2 separate regions of the Homo sapiens genome follow, and region 2 is linked to region 1. The links are chromatin loops, found by intact Hi-C in ENCODE. Cell type or tissue: PC-3. All regions are shown on one strand.

Evidence for each region. Peaks named below come from ENCODE experiments on the same cell type or tissue, not always from the same donor. Only the 100,000 strongest peaks of a DNase experiment are listed, where the experiment ranks them.
Region 2: it touches region 1 in a loop (2.2-fold over the local background); 3 of 110 quality-filtered maps call a loop at or near these places.

Annotation. Positions count from the first base shown.
Region 1 is chr2:33,065,607-33,073,606 of GRCh38, reverse strand. The region is part of intron 3 of LTBP1 (latent transforming growth factor beta binding protein 1); the gene reads right to left. Among named protein-coding and RNA genes, the nearest start is that of LTBP1, 120 kb to the right of the region's middle. RefSeq lists a silencer at 3,531-3,825 and an enhancer at 2,768-3,967. In PC-3, no CTCF peak of the experiment used is centred here; DNase peaks (open chromatin) are centred at 466, 3,486 and 5,146; H3K4me3 peaks cover 760 bases; H3K27ac peaks cover 5,619 bases.
Region 2 is chr2:33,147,729-33,155,728 of GRCh38, reverse strand. The region is part of intron 5 of LTBP1 (latent transforming growth factor beta binding protein 1); the gene reads right to left. Among named protein-coding and RNA genes, the nearest start is that of LTBP1, 200 kb to the right of the region's middle. In PC-3, no CTCF peak of the experiment used is centred here; no DNase peak of the experiment used is centred here; H3K27ac peaks cover 2,097 bases.

The DNA of each region.
Region 1 (8,000 bases):
AGCAACTTTGGAGACTGAATAAAATTTAATTATTTCCAAACTTCAAAACCAGTTAAAAAGGGAAGAAGAAAGAAAAACTAAGAAAAATAAATGTATGATAGGTTTCTTCAAAAAGCGTTGCAGTTCTCATAATACCTTGACTTTGTTTGGCTCGAGATGAAAACTGTAAAAAGGGGTGATTTCCTATTTAAATACAATATTGAAAGTGCACACAAGATAAACTTCCTCTGGTCATTTCTGGATTATTATCAAAGCACAGAGTCCTTTATAGTCAAAGAAAAATCTGTTGATATGTACATGGTAAAATAAAAAAACAAAAACAAAAAAAACACTGTGACATCATTCTGTGATTACATACAAAAGAATGAGGAAAGGCTGGTAATTCAAACTTCCTTCATGGTAAAAAATGTCTACAATTCTTTCCTTCTAGCTCTCTGCACCTTCTCATCTCCTATTCACTCCTCAAACCATGCAATCAGGTTATACATCATTTTTCTACAACTACTGAACTGGCCAAGATTAAGATTAACAATGACCACGTGAATGCCAACCGAAACACCATGTTCAGTGGTCACGTTGCCCGGCTCTGTGGAGGGCAACACTACTGACTACTCCCCCCAGGGGTGTCATTGGTGCTAATCAAATATCTCCAGACTTCTACTCTCGGGACACATGACAGGAGTACATATCCTCGCCCCCTCTGAAGTGGTGGTAGACCATAAGACATAATTTGGCCAATGAAACGTGAATGGAAATAACATAGGCTGAAGTTTTAAGAGCTAATACATGCTTTTCCATAACTTTTTCCCTCTGCCATGGCAACCAGCAATGTTTCTGAGAGTACTTGCGTGATACTATGACATATATATTAATATACCGGTTTTCAACCATGGTTTCTGGCTCGTAACTCCCATAGTCCTTATCACCTCATGTTGGGGCACTTTTAGTCCTCAAAAAACAAATCTCTCTCTCACTGACCTTCTGCCTTCCTTTCACCTGCACTTTTTTCTCCCCAAGGAAGGCCTTAGAAACTAAAAACATACTCAGATATCCCCCTGCCTTTCTGTCCTGAAACTGACCGTGAACAAATGCGAGGACCTTCCTTGTCTGATTGCAGGTCCTAAGGCCCCTGTTTCAGGGGTGCTGCCCCAGACCCTGGAGGAAGGAATGCTGCACAGAGAGGCTGAGAATCTGGACAGGCCTTGGTAGGTTTCCCCACTCCATGCTTCAATCATGCCTATCCAATGAAGTCTCCATAAAAGGCCGAAGAGGACTGGGTTCAGAGAGCTTCAGATAGCTGAACATGTGGAGGTGCCTGGAGGGTGGTGCATCCCGGGAGGACATGGAAGATCTGCGCCCCTTCCCCTAAACCTCTCCCTAAGCACCTCTTCGTCTGTATCCTTTGCAATATCCTTTATAATAAACTGGTAAACCTGTGTTTCCATGAGTTCTGTGAGCCGCTCTAGCAAATTAGTCAAACCCAAACAGCAGATCATGGGAACCCCAACTTGACACTGGTTGGTCAGAAGTTCCAGAGGCTCAGACTTGCAACTGGTATCTGAAACGGGGGCAGTCTCGTGGGACTGAGCCCTGAACCTGTGGGATCCGATGCTGTCTCCAGGTAGACAGTGTCAGAATTCAATTAAAGGACATTCAGTTGGTGTGCACTGCAGAACTGACTGCTTGCTTGCTGGTGGGCAGAAATCCCCACACATCCGGTGTCAGATTTGCTTTGTGAGAGTATAGTGGGGGAAGCACAGTTGGAGTTTTTCCACATTCAAGCTGCTTTGTCAGCTTAGGTCCCACAGTGAAAATGACATAAAGAAGAATCCCCAGACGACCCGTGATGAACATGTCCCACGTGTGATGATATGGCACAAAGCCCAAAACAGCCTGTAACTACTATCTGCATGAGGAAGAAATAAATCTTTGTTATTTCAAGCCCCTCAGATTATGACTTGTTACGACATCATAACCTAGCCTATACTTGAATTCTATCCTCCTTCCATTAGCTTGTGGACCACACCCTTCTGATTCCCTGCTTCCCTTCCCCCTGTTCCTGCTCCAAAATCCATTCTGCAGCCACCTCCTAGATGCTGTGCAAGGCAGCCTCTAAGATGGCACCCAATGATCCCACTGCCTGGTAGTCCAGATTCTTGCAGAATCCTCTCCCCTAGAGTATAAGGCAGATCAAGGGACTCATTTCTAATGAATAAAATATGACAAACATGATGGGACATCACTTCTGAGATTGCGTTTACAAAAAGACTGTAGCTTCTACTTTGTCCACATTCTCATTCACTGTGAGGAAGGCAAGCTAGCTGTCCTATGGAGAGGCCCAGGTAGTGAGGTATGAATGAGGCCTTCCGCCAAAAGCCATGAGGAACCAAGACCTACCCAAAGCCACGTGAGTAAGCTTGGAAGTGGCCTGAACGACTCACTCTTTGTTCCCATTGCTTATCTAGTCAGGGACTGCACATAGTGGCCCTCAACCCTGGCCATAAAGAACTCTGGAAAAATCTTTACTCTGCAAGCTCCACCCAGACTTGCTGAACCCACTATGAGTGGCTGTGGCCAGATCATGTATGATTAAAGAATAAAAAGTCCACAGGTGTTTCTCATACATCTAGCAAGGGTGAGAACCACTGCTTTAGAGAATCACTCAGCCCAGCAATTGGATGATGAGGAAATGCCCAGAGAAATGAACTGACTGGGCCAAGATCTCATAGCCCGTGGCCAACGTGGAGTTTTGACCCTATTCCCCTGACTACTAAACAGGTGTTACTCCCCCACGCCACAGTGCCTTCTCTACTGGGGTCTCCTCTGAGCTCAACACTCTAAGAAAACATACAAGAAAGGCACAGCCCTGCCTTCAAGGAGCTGCCTGCACAGGATCTACAAATTAGAAGGAAAGAAGCCCGTTAGAACATGCCTCTCCCATAAGCTGTAAGCAGCAAAGAATGGAATAGGGGTTCCAGTTCTTGTAAATTAGGTGTGGCCCTTGGGCTTCTGGGAAGTTTCCAATGTGGGCTGGCAAGTCTAGGCATTCTCTTGGCACAAAATCACCGAACAGTAAAGAGGTATCCGCTTAGGTGAGTGACTGGGCAGACATTACTTAAGAAACTTAAAGGACTTCTTTAAGCAAATCCCAGCCACAGTTGAAGTGATGGCCTGTGGCCACCAGCCATGGCTAGCCACCCACCGCCTGACAGCAGCTCAGAGGTTTCGCCATCCCAGACGGGCATGCCGCCCCAGTTATTTTACCCTTCACTTAGGGCCACCGTCACCTTGCCATGGCCCTAAGCAAACTATCCTTGGCAAAGCAACAACGGCTCCAGATGGAGAAATGACACACTATTCCAACAAACTTTTCAAAGGAAAAACAAATAGATATTTCTGAGTTTGTTTTTTTGTGGGCAGCTGGAAAAGAAAATAAATCCACCAAATACCAACACCTCTCCAAAAAGTGTGTTGCCAGGACCATGATGACTGGTGTTAAGAATGAGAGTTTCCGGCAGAGAGAATGTGACACATCGCTGAGTCAAAGGCAGGCCCAGCCCTGGCTGAAAACCTTTGTCAGAACTGGGTTATGCTTTCACTGTAAGAAGTTTAAAAGGAGGGCAATGGTGAAGTCACATCCATGAGTCACTTTCCCACATGCTATGCTCACTTTTCAACAGGATCAACAGACCAAGTACCCACAGGGTCTCCCTCAGACTGTGAGCTGTTGAGAGCTCTTCGGGGAATACCGTCTTCCATTCTAAGTCATAAGCACTGTGCCCACCCACTCCCTATAAATAACCCAGAGAAATTAATATTGCACAAAATGGTGAAGACAGTAAGCATTTGTGGATGAAAATGGGGGAAAGGGAGAATGAAGAGGCAAAAATCAAAACTGCATGATGTTCATTCTTGTTCTCTTCAACTTTGTTTTGTGAGCAGATAACTGGTCTGGATGCAGATGTCTGTACTAGGAACCTGAGTCTATGAGGCTTGAGAATAATCTTGACTGACAACTTCCAGGCTGTGCTGCACACACACCAAGGGTTTCAAGGTCAGCAGGTAACATTGACCTGCCCTCTGTTCACCCCAGAGATGCCTTAGCAAACAGCAAAAACTCTGGGGCAGGCAGCTCAGACTTGCTTGTTGCCCTCCTAGGAGACAACACTACCTTCTAGATCAAAATGGATCATAAGTGGGAATGACAAGAATGGGTGCTTCATCTGCAGAAATTTGGGAACTGAGGGACTAGATATTCCCATGCACAGGAGGAAGAGGTGCAGACTAGAGGGAGAGGGTGTGGGTATGAATGGAGTGGGGCGGGGAGGGAGGCATCAGTGCACAGAGCCAGGGGCATCTTTCTCCCCAGTCCAGGCTCTCGGAAGTCTGGCTTTGAGTGGGGCCATCATCTCAGGGTACCAGGGATACCTAACAAGTACACAGAGAGGAATCAACAGTCATGTATTGTGCTCAACCCTCTCCCAGACAACTTAACACAATTTCAGAACAAGAGTAAACTTTAAGTAAGCTTAACTTCCGGAGCAAAATATCCTGAGCCCCAAACAAAATTTCCTTTACTGCTGTTGGTTTTTGAAACTGACATTTATTGAGGCACAAAAACATTCATTCTCTGATCTAAATGGTTAGAATAGTTAAACATTGATATGAATCAGGGGTTAGCAAACTTTTTCCATAAAGACCCATATAGTATATATTTTAGTTGTGGGCCAAAAGGCAATATTGAGGGTATCATAGAGGGTACTTAATGAGAGAAAACAATTTCACACACATTTTTCATTGACAAAATTCAAAACATAATATTAATAACAAAGTATAATTATTTGTATATAAGCCTCCTAATGTGAAGAATGATATTCTTTTGGTAGAGGGAGGACAATTTGCTTAATTGGGACTCAAAGTTAGTATTCCTTATCATCAAAATCAACTGCAAATATTATCAAAATAATAAAAAGATCAGTGGTTGCCAAGGATTAGGGGAGAAGGAAGAATGAATAGGTGGAGCATAGAGGATTTTTAGAGCAGTGAAAATACTCTGTAGGATGCTGTAATGGCAGATACATGCCATTATTCATTTTTCCAAACCCACAGAATGTACAACATCAAGAGTCAGCAATATAAACTATGGACTCTGGACGATGATGATGAGTCAATGCAGGTTCATCATTTATAACAAATTACCCCTCTGGTGTGGGAGTGGTAATAGATAATGGAAGAAGCTGTGCACATTTGGGGGCAGGGAGTATATGGACTATATATCTATTTCCCTTCATTTTGGCTGTGAATCTAAAAATTATCGAAAAATAATGTTTATTGTTTAAAAAAAAAAACTAAACATGCAACTACTACATGACTTAGTAACTGCACTCCTGGGCATTTATTCAAGAGAAATAAAAACATATGTTTACACCCTCCCCCCACCCCACAAAAAAAGAATCGCAAATGTTACTCTGCTAATGCTAATCTCTAATGAGATTTTACATATTTCATCTCTGAAAATGTCTTTTCACACACCTATTTGTGTATGGAAAAAATACTGTTATCCAGGAGCATATGATTTTATTTAAGCATATTCATTACTTGGATGGCATTTAAAAATTTTTATTATATTCTTCTGTTGATATCCTCCTTTTGGTATGTTGCTACATTTCAGATTCTTCACTTGCAATTAAAGTTAAGTGGAAGCTCTTCAACTGCACAGTTAAATAGATTTTGAATTATAGAAATTTCCTTTCTACTTGCATTGTGGTCCAAAAGCACTGCTGGTACAGCTGTCCCCTGGTATCCATGGGAGATTAGTTCCAGGACCTCCCTCAGATTCCAAAAACTGTGGATATTCCAGTCCCTAATATAAAATGTCATAGTATTTGCTTCTAATCTATGCATATCCTCTTGTATATTTTAAATAATCTCTAGATTACTCATAATACCTAATACAATGTAAATGCTATGTAAATAGTTGTTATACTGTATTGTTTAGAGAATAATGATCAAAAAGTGTCTGTGAATGTTCAGTACAGATGCCATTTGTTTCTCCCAGATATGTTTGATTCAAAGCTGGTTAAAAACAGATGCAGAACTCATGGATATGGAAGGTCAACAGTACTTAGTTGAGCTAAGAAAATGTATCTGCTACAACTGGTATGCAAACAGAGATCTCATTTCTTATTTTCACTTTTGACAGCATAAGAAGTGTATAAAGCATCTTAATATTACTAGTGATTAAAACAATGTTAGGTGGCATCTAAGTGACTTTACTTCAATATTAAGTTTCACATATAAGCACTGTTTTGCCTTATAGTTTTATGTTGAATTCATTATCAACTCTGCAGCTAAAGCTAATTTCCAAAGCCACTCAGTCTTCAATAGTAGCTAAAGTCAATTTATCCTGTTCAGAAAAAAATAAATCTTAGCCCTCAGACAGGGTCTCGTTCTGTAGCCCAGGGTGGAGGGCAGTGGCATGATCACAGCTCACTGCAGCCTGGACCTCCTGGGCTCAAGGAATCCTCCTGCCTCAGCCTCTAGAGTAGCTGGGACTACAGGCATGCCACCATGCCTGGCTTTTTTTAAATTGTTTTATTTTTTGTAGAAATGGGTTCTGTCTAGTTTGCCCAGGCTGGTCTCGAACTCCTGGACTCAGGCAATCCTCTCATCTCAGCCTCCCAAAGTGCTCAAGGCTTAGAAGAGTCTTAAACAATTTTGTTTTCTCTGAACACATTTCTTCAGCTGCTGCAATCAAGCATGATTTAATTAACTCACCATCAATAAATGGCTTTCCTGGCTTGGATAACAAAGGAGTCACTTGCAAATTTACCTTGTTTGCAGCTGAATGTTCTTTTTTGTGTAAAGAAATTCTGCTATAATGAAACATTTGATTTTAAATTTTCTAACTTTTCACCACAGCATTTCTGTGAGTTGAAAATATTGTGATAAGTGATTAGTCTGGTAATGTCAGCATACCGTATATTCTTTTAGCACAGTTACAGTCTCATTACATAATAAACACAATGCTTTGCCATCTAATTTAATAACAAAATAATCCATACTCCACTATGCCTTTTAAAGTATGACATTCAGAGTCTACTTTTCTACTCTTCTGACATCAAGGATTTACACTGATAAAAAATAAAAAAAAGTCACTGTAAGTTAATACACATGCCACTAAAAACACTGACAATTTCTAAGTTTAAAATAATTAAATGTGGTAACTATGATTTTTGGGGTGCCAAGCAGCAGTGAAAAGTGATCACAGAGCTACATGCAGTCTCCGTCACAACTCAACTCTGCCATTACAGGAAGAAAGCAGCTATAGACAACATATAAACAAGTGAGTATGGCTGTGATTCAATACAATTGTATGATGTTAGGGCCAAAAACCATATAGAAAAAATTAACAGATAAGACTACATAAAATTTAAAATCTTCTGCATAGCAAATACATATAAACAGAATAAAAGAAAAATAGGGAAAATATTGATTATAGGTTGGTATATAGACAGATATCAGAAAGTTCATAGTATTATATAAAGAGTTCAACAAGAAAAAGATACATGATCTAATAGAAAACTGGCCGGAAAATAGGAGGAAAAAAATGCAAACAGCCATAAACTACTACTATTTAACCTCACTGTTATTTAAAACAGGTTATTTTCATCTGTCAGACCGATAAAAAGAACGACACAGAGTGAAAGTGAAAATATAAATAATCCTATATCTAGCGAAGTGAATTTTTTCAAAAACTTTCTCATAAATAAAAGACCAAGACCATATGTTCACCAGTTAATTCTAACAAATATTTAAGAAAGATAGAAAACCCATCTTATAAAAACTCTTCAAAGTATACAGGAAGAAGAAACACCTCCCAACCTGTTTTTGGAGGCCATCATAACCATGATACCAAACCCTCACAGACCAATATTCCTCATCAACATATATGGAAAAATTCTTTAAAAAGGGTCCACAAATCGAATTCATAATATAGA
Region 2 (8,000 bases), 82 kb before region 1:
GCAAAGTTGAAACACCAGAAGTGCAGTGGGAAAGGAAAACAGGCAAAGGAGAAAAGTTTTTAGACCAATGCTTCTCAATCAGGGGTGGTTTTGTCCCCAGAGACTTCTTGGTGGTGGTGAGATGGGGGGTTGCTACTTGAATCTAATAGGTAAAGACCAAAGATGCTACAAACATCCTACAATGCACAGGACAAACCCTCAAAACAAAGAATTATCCACCCAAATGTGAATAACACTGAGGTGGAGAAACTCTGTTTTAGGCACATGAAAAGAAACTTAATCTCATGCACAAGCAAAATGCAACTTAAACTCCAATCTATCAGAGAAGCAGAGTTCAAAGTGTTTAATAATCTGTATTAGAGACTGGGCGTGGTGGCTCACGCCTGTAATCCTAGCACTTTGGGAGGCCAAGGCAGGCAGATCATGAGGTCGGTCGGGAGTTCGAGAGTAGCCTGGCCAATATGGTGAAACCGTATCTCTTCTAAAAATACAAAAATTAGCCAGGCATGGTGGCGCGCGCCTGTAGTTCCAATCTTGAGTGAGATTCTGTCTCAAAATAATAATAATAATGATAATAATCTGTATTAGAAAGGGTATGGTGATACAGACAAGTTCATATATTGCTGGGAAAACTAATTAGTTCAACTTTTTGTTTTGTTTTGTTTTGAGATGGAGTCTCACTCTGTAGCCCAGGCTGGAATGCAATGGCATGATCTCGGCTCACTGCGTCCTCCACCTCCCAGGTTCAAGTGATTCTCCTGACTCAGCCTCCCAAGTCGCTGGACTTACAGGCACCCACCACCAAGCACAGGTAATTTTTGTATTTTTAGTAGAGATGGGGTTTCACTGTGTTGGTCAGGCTAGTTTCGAACTCTTGACGTCAAGCTATCCTCCCACCTCGCTCTCCCAAAGTGCTAGGATTATAAGTGTGAACCACCGCGCCCGGCCTAGTTCAACTTTTATGGTAGATAATTTGGCAAATATTTATTCAAATTAAATAAACACATAACCTTTGATGCAGCAATTTTGTTTCTAAGAATTTATCCTAGATATTCACAAATGTATACTAAGACTTTCATTATTCACTGTCGCTTGGATGATAACAGCAAAAGTAGAAAGGTCAACTGCCCAACAATTCAGTCCAGTTCAATAAGTTATATTATATGCCAGGATGGAATATGCAGCCTTTATAAAGAACAAGGCAGATTTATTTGTGCTGATAAGGACTGCTAACTGAACAACGCATGGTACAATACAATAAATAAAATATTCTAGCAGTTTCAAGGATATATATACACATATGCCAGTACATTCAGATTCTGGGAGAAGACAGAAATGGGAAAGAGTATTACTCACTGGGAAGGAGAAATGAGTGTTTGGAATACAAAAATGGGAAGAAAACTGACTCTTCACTCTACAGCAGGTCCTCTTGTCCCTTCTAAATTTTGCATTATGTGTTACATATTCGAAAAACCTAATTCCATTTTTTTAAAGATGCCATACAGATCAACTTAAAAAAAATCTACCTACAGGCCTAGCTAATGTAATTTTGGTATGAGTCAAGGGCCAGTCAGGAAAGAAAGGCACATTCAAGTGGTGCAAAATTTAATACAGTTTAATAAAGAGATTCTTGACAAAGGTACAGGCAGAGTTCTGGGAAACCCACAGCAAGAACCCTGGGGTTGCAAAAGCAAAGAACTGGCACAGAGAAGTGCCTCCTGACAGCGCTGTGGCCTGAGGTAGAGGAACATAAACCACCTTCAGGGACCCTGCAGGAGGGGGCTGGGGGAATAAAACCCCAACTTTTCCTCCACCCCCCAGTTTCCTAAAGGAAAATGGTGCCAATGATGCCGCTCTGGGGACACGGAGCCGGGTGGATCTCTGGCACAAGTGCCACTCAAGGCTGTATTTTGACTGCTAAAGAATGCTCACATGTCTGGCCTTTTCTTTAATTCCATGTGAAGAAAAAATTCAAGATGCTGTTAATCTAGATAAATTCAGAATTCACTTAGAATTTACCAGGAATTGGCAAGAGATAAATGAATTCAAATATGTATTAGGAAACTACCTTTTCGTTTATTATAAAAATGATTTTCCTTAAGTTTAAAGTTGGCTTTTGACTTTTTCCCCACAGTGAGGCAATTTAGATCCTTCGCGGCTCAGATTTTTAATGTGAATGATCCATTTGTTATCATTTGTAGCAGGACCCCAGCGCATTCTAAGGCTTGCAGGCTCTCATTTCAGTTTTCTTTTAAAAAAACTAAACTAAAAACTTGTCCTCTGCAGCCTTATTGGCCCAACCTGACTCCATCCTTTCATCCTGCTCCAAACAAGCTGTGCTTCCTTCAGGCCACCAAGGAGTCATTCTGTTTCTAGCCAAACTCTTCTAAGAACTTTGATTTTATAAACCAAGCAAGGAAAATACAGAGTCACTTACAAGTTTTCGAAATCTTTCAGGCCTTAACTTTTCTGATGAAACTTGTCAAGCTGATGACACATCACCACACAATGTATCACTGGAGTTGTACAAAATCATCCTTTGATTCAAAGTGGAAAACAGAGCCCAAAAAAGTACAAAGGGGAACATACTGTACATCCTTGGAAAGCACAGTAAATATTTTCAGAGTAAAACATCACAAAGAGAGCCTCATCTCATTTACACTCTAGCATTCTCTGCGTAGATATGTTTCATATTCAACAAAATGATAGAATTTTAGGGCTGCAAAGGATCTTGAACATCTACTTCCTGAACTCCTCCTTTTAGAGAGGAAGAAATTAAGACTTAAAAATTTGAGTCTTGTCCAAGTAGCAGCACCACTATTAAAACTCAGGTCTCCCTAAAGATTCACAATCAATTATCAGCTAGAGATAATGCTGTAGTTAAGTATTTAGCTTGTTAAATGGAAATCCCAGGTTTTTCTTGAAAAATCAACTATGACAAACCAATTCAAAATTGGACAAAGGACTTGAACAGACATTTCTCCAAAGAAGATATACAAATGGCTAATAAGCTCACGAAGAGGCCAGCATCATCAATCATTAGGGGAATGCAAATCAAAACTATGAGACACCACTTCACACCCACTAGTATGGCTCTTACTTTATTAAAAAACGAGAAAATATCTTTTTTCGTATAATGACTTCTTTTCCTCTGGGTTGATACCCAGTAGTGGGATTGCTGGATCAAATGGTAGTTCTACTTTTAGTTCTTTAAGGAATCTCCACACTGTTTTCTATAGTGGCTATACTAGTTTGCATTCCCACCAGCAGTGTACAAGTGTTCCCTGTTCACCACATCCACGCCAACATCTACTGTTTTTTGATTTTTTAATTATGGTCATTCTTGCAGGCGTGAGGTGGTATCGCACTGTAGTTTTGATTTGCATTTCCCTGATCATTAGTGATGCTGAGTACTTTTTCATGTTTGTTGGCCATCTGTATATCATCTTTTGAGAATTGTCCATTCACGTCCTTAGCCAACTTTTTGATGGGATTGTTTGTTTTTTTCTTACTGCTTTTTTGAGTTCCTTGTAGATTCTGGATATTAGTCCTTTGTCAGATGTATAGAGTGTGAAGATTTTCTCCCACTCTGTGAGTTGTCTATTTACTCTGCTGACTGTTCCTTTTGCCATGCAAAAGTTCTTTAGTTTAATTAAGTTGCAGCTATTTATCTTTGTTTTTATTGCATTTGCTTTCGGGTTCTTAGTCACAAAATTCTTGCCTAAGCCCATGTCTAGAAGGGTTTTTCCAACTTGCACACGCATGTTTATAGCAGCACAAGTCACAACTGCAAAATTGTGGAACCAATCCAAATGTCCATCAATCAACGAGTGGATAAAGAAACTGTGATACACACACACACACACACACACACACACACACACACACACACACACACACACACAAAATGGAATACTACTCAGCCATAAAAAGGATGGAATTAATGGCATTTGCCACATAGATGAGACTGGAGACTATTATTCTATGTGAAGTGACGCAGGAATGGAAAACCAAACATCGTATGTTTTCACTGATATGTGGGAGCTAAGCTATGAGGACACAAAGGCATAAGAATAATACAATGGACTTTAGAGACTTAGAGGGAAGGGTGGGAGTGGGGCAAGGGATGAAAGACTACAAATAGGGTACAGAATATGCTGCTCGGGTGATGGGTGCACCAAAATCTCACAAATCACCATAAAGAACTTACTCGTGCAACCAAATACCACCTGTACCCCAATAACCTATGGGAAGAAAAATAAAATAAAATACAAAAAAAAAGGGTAAGCTGAAGCACAATAAAAGAATGGGAAAATAAGTGTTGTCAAGGATGTAGAGAAAATGGAACCCTCACACACTGCTGGTGGGAATATAAAATGGCACAGCCTCTGTGGAAAACAGTTTGGCAGCTCCTCAAAATGTTAAACAGAGAATTATCACCTGACCCAGAAATTCCACTTCTAGGTATATGCACCAAAAAATTCAAAGCAGGAACTCAAACAGATACTTATACATCAGGGCTCATAGCAACATTATTTTCAATAGCAAAAAGGTAGAAACAACCTAAATATATACATCGACAGATGAATGCATAAACAAAAGGTAGTGTATGCAAATAACGGAACTGCATTCAGCCTTAAAAAGAAAACATGCTACAGTATGAATGAACCTTGAAAACACAGTAAGTGAGACCAGGTGTGGTGGTTCACGCCTGTAATCCCAGCACTTTGGGAGGCTGAGGCAGATGGATCACTTGAGGACAGGAATTTGAGCCCAGCCTGGCCAACATGGTGAAACCGTGCCTCTACTAAAAACATTTTTAAAAATTAGCCAGGCATGGTGGCGCACGCCTGTAATCCCAGCTACTTGGGAGGCTGAGGCAAGAGAATCGTTTGAACCTGGGAGGTGGAGGTTGCAGTGAGCCAACCTCCGCCTCCCAGGTGGAGGTTGCCACTGCACTCCAGCCTGGGCAACAGAGCGAGACTCTGTCTCAAAAAAAAAAAAAAAAAAAAAAAAAAGAAAAAGAAAAAAGAAAAAAGAAAAGAAAGCAAAGTAAGTGAAATAAGCTAGTCACAAAAGGACAAATAGTAAGTCTCTAAAATACTCAAATTCATAGAGACAGAAAGTAGAACAGGGGTGACCAGAGGCTAGGGGAGAAAGGAATGGGGAATTTTTACTTAATGGGTATAGTTTCTGTTAGAGATGATGAAAAGTTATTATATGGATAGTGATGATGGCTGAACAAAATTATGAATATACTCAATGCCATTAAAACATACATTTAAAAACAGCTTAAATAATAAATTTTGTGTTATGTATATTTTACAACTAAAAAATGATACAATTGGGGAAAAAATCAGTCATGTAAATTATGGGTTTGGGGGGTCTCATGAAGATAAGCAATAAAATATAACCCCCCTACACACCGAGGGAATTAAGAACAGGCATTTCATTCAAGTAAAAAAGCACAAAAGAAATAACTGTGAAAATTCCAAGTCTCCCAGGCAAGATGACCAAAACATAACGGAAGACTGCTATATGACTTTATATGCAGGTGAGGGCAATGTCTTTTACTTGCTCCCTAGGGCCATTTCTTGGTCCAAAAGTGAATGCTTTAAAAACGTGATACACATTGTTGTCCAGCTGACCTAGAGTGTTTTGGCCCCAAAGAGGTTTTTCTTTTTTCAATGAGTTAAATAATATGTCAGACTTTTAATGCTTGAATAGTTTTTTCTTTCAAACTTGGCAAAATGATCCTTCAAAGGGCATGTGTAAAGATGTTTGGGTTAGAAATAACAAACCCATACCCTCCCAAGGTGTTATGTTTATTTGAAAGTGTGATGATGCTATCGTTCAAATAAACACACTCAGAATTCCCTCCTTTTCCAACAGCCATAGCTCAGACACATTGCAAATGAGCATCCACAGTAGCAATGGTCAGTGCTGAAAAGCAGTTTCTGTTATACGATCACTTCTGAGACGTGCAAAAAAAATGCCTCCTGTGCTAAACGGTTTCCCATTTGTCATTTCTTGTTTCAGTTTCCAGAGAATCTTCAGAATGAAGGCCCATCACATCCCAAACCATCTCAATCCTTGCACCCTCTAAAATCCAATGTGATCATCTCATACAAATTATCAAATGTAAATCAAGCCTCTAGGAGCCTGGGTCCAGTTGACTAGGTCAACACATGTGCAAGGACAGCTGAAAGGCAAGCTGTGGGTTTGCTCTGGCACCATCATCAAAGGAAGACATTTGTGACAGAAGGCTAGAGATTTCATCTACAGAACAATCTTGAGATTAAGAGGGAGGGTTTTCCAAGGACCTGGACAAAATAGGAAACAGGGTCTAAGATGTTGTCTGATAGGAAAGAATGGCAATGGAAAGAAGGCTGCTCTAAGGAGCAGGCCTTCTCAACTTTGTTGCTAATGACATTTTGGGCCCAAATTATTACCTGCCATGGGAGCTCCCTCTCTTTTTTTTTTTTTTTTTTTTTTTTTTTGTTTTTTTGTGAGTGAGACGGAGTCTCGCTCTGTCACCCAGGCTGGAGTGCAGTGGCACGATCTCGGCTCACTGCAAGCTCCGCCTCCCGGGTTCACGCCATTCTCCTGCCTCAGCCTCCAGAGTAGCTGGGACTGCAGGCGCCTGCCACCACGCCCAGCTAATTTTTTCTATATTTTAGTAGAGACGGGGTTTCACTGTGTTAGCCAGAATGGTCTCGATCTCCTGACCTCGTGATCCGCCTACCTCGGCCTCCCAAAGTGCTGGGATTACAGGCATGAGCCACCGCGCCCAGCCCATGGGAGCTCTCTTGTACGTTGTAGGACACACACAGCATCCCCGGCCTCCACCCACTATACGCCAAGAGCACCCCCAAATTTGAATAACCAAAAATGTTTGCCGGCATTGCCAAATGTGTCTCTTAGGTGGGGGTGCAAAACTGCCCCAGTTGAGAACTATTTGACAGACAAACAGTTTTTCCACCTCACTTCTGCATTATGAGTGTGAACCAAATATTTCAGAGTAACAGAGTGAGCTAAGTGAGCACCCAGCTAAGGATATGCCTGATGGGTGCAAGTGAAATAAGAGAATTGGAGATGGGGAATAAGAGAAAGAAGCTAGGTATTAGTAGACCATGTGGGAAAGAGGAGAGGCCAGAGTGAGGTGAAGGAAATGTAATGAGGTTTTGATGACACACAGAAGGGAAAGTTGCAATTTTGTGATACCAGTGAATGAATTCATCTTCACTCTATGTTATTTTCTATTAATTCAACTCTGTGCTCAAAGTACTCTCAAGTATCATGTTCATAAGTCAAATCTGGACAATTCAGGTAGGCAAGTTCAGCATAGAGAACGTATGTTATCAGCATAGAGAACATATGTTATCAGAAAGAATGATGGCTACATGACAGGTTTAAACTAATTGATATCATTCAATTAATTCAAGTGTAGCTTCTCTTGTCTCAAATTAAAGATGGTATCCTCAAATATCGTCAAAATGCTTAACATCAATCCCAAGTAGGGCTTAACAAGAATAAGGATGGACCTACGCAAATATATCTCCCCTTCCACCTTCCTGGAAAGACAACGAAATATCTGTCCTATTACTAGTAAACCAAGAGTATCATCCTTGCAGATAAGACCACCACACTATTGGCAGCTGGTAATGTTTTGCTGAGATATTGTGCAGACTATGGAATTGAACTCCTGTTATGGGATTTGGGCTACATCCCAAAGCTGAAGACAAAAGGCAGTATCTGTTATTTCACTTCCTGGGACGCTGGCTGTGCTTGCAGAAACCAAGTCTGTTCCACTGGAGCAAAAAAGGTGAAAATTCTTTGGAGGGCTTGACACATATCCCTTGGAATTTAGGGGACATGTGAACAAAAACACTTTCTCACCATCCCCTGAAAAATTCTGAAGACAAGGCAGACTGGAGTGAGCTGAAATGGTAGGATGAATTAAGAAGGCAGCCTGCCCTCCCGGCATTTCATATGGCAAT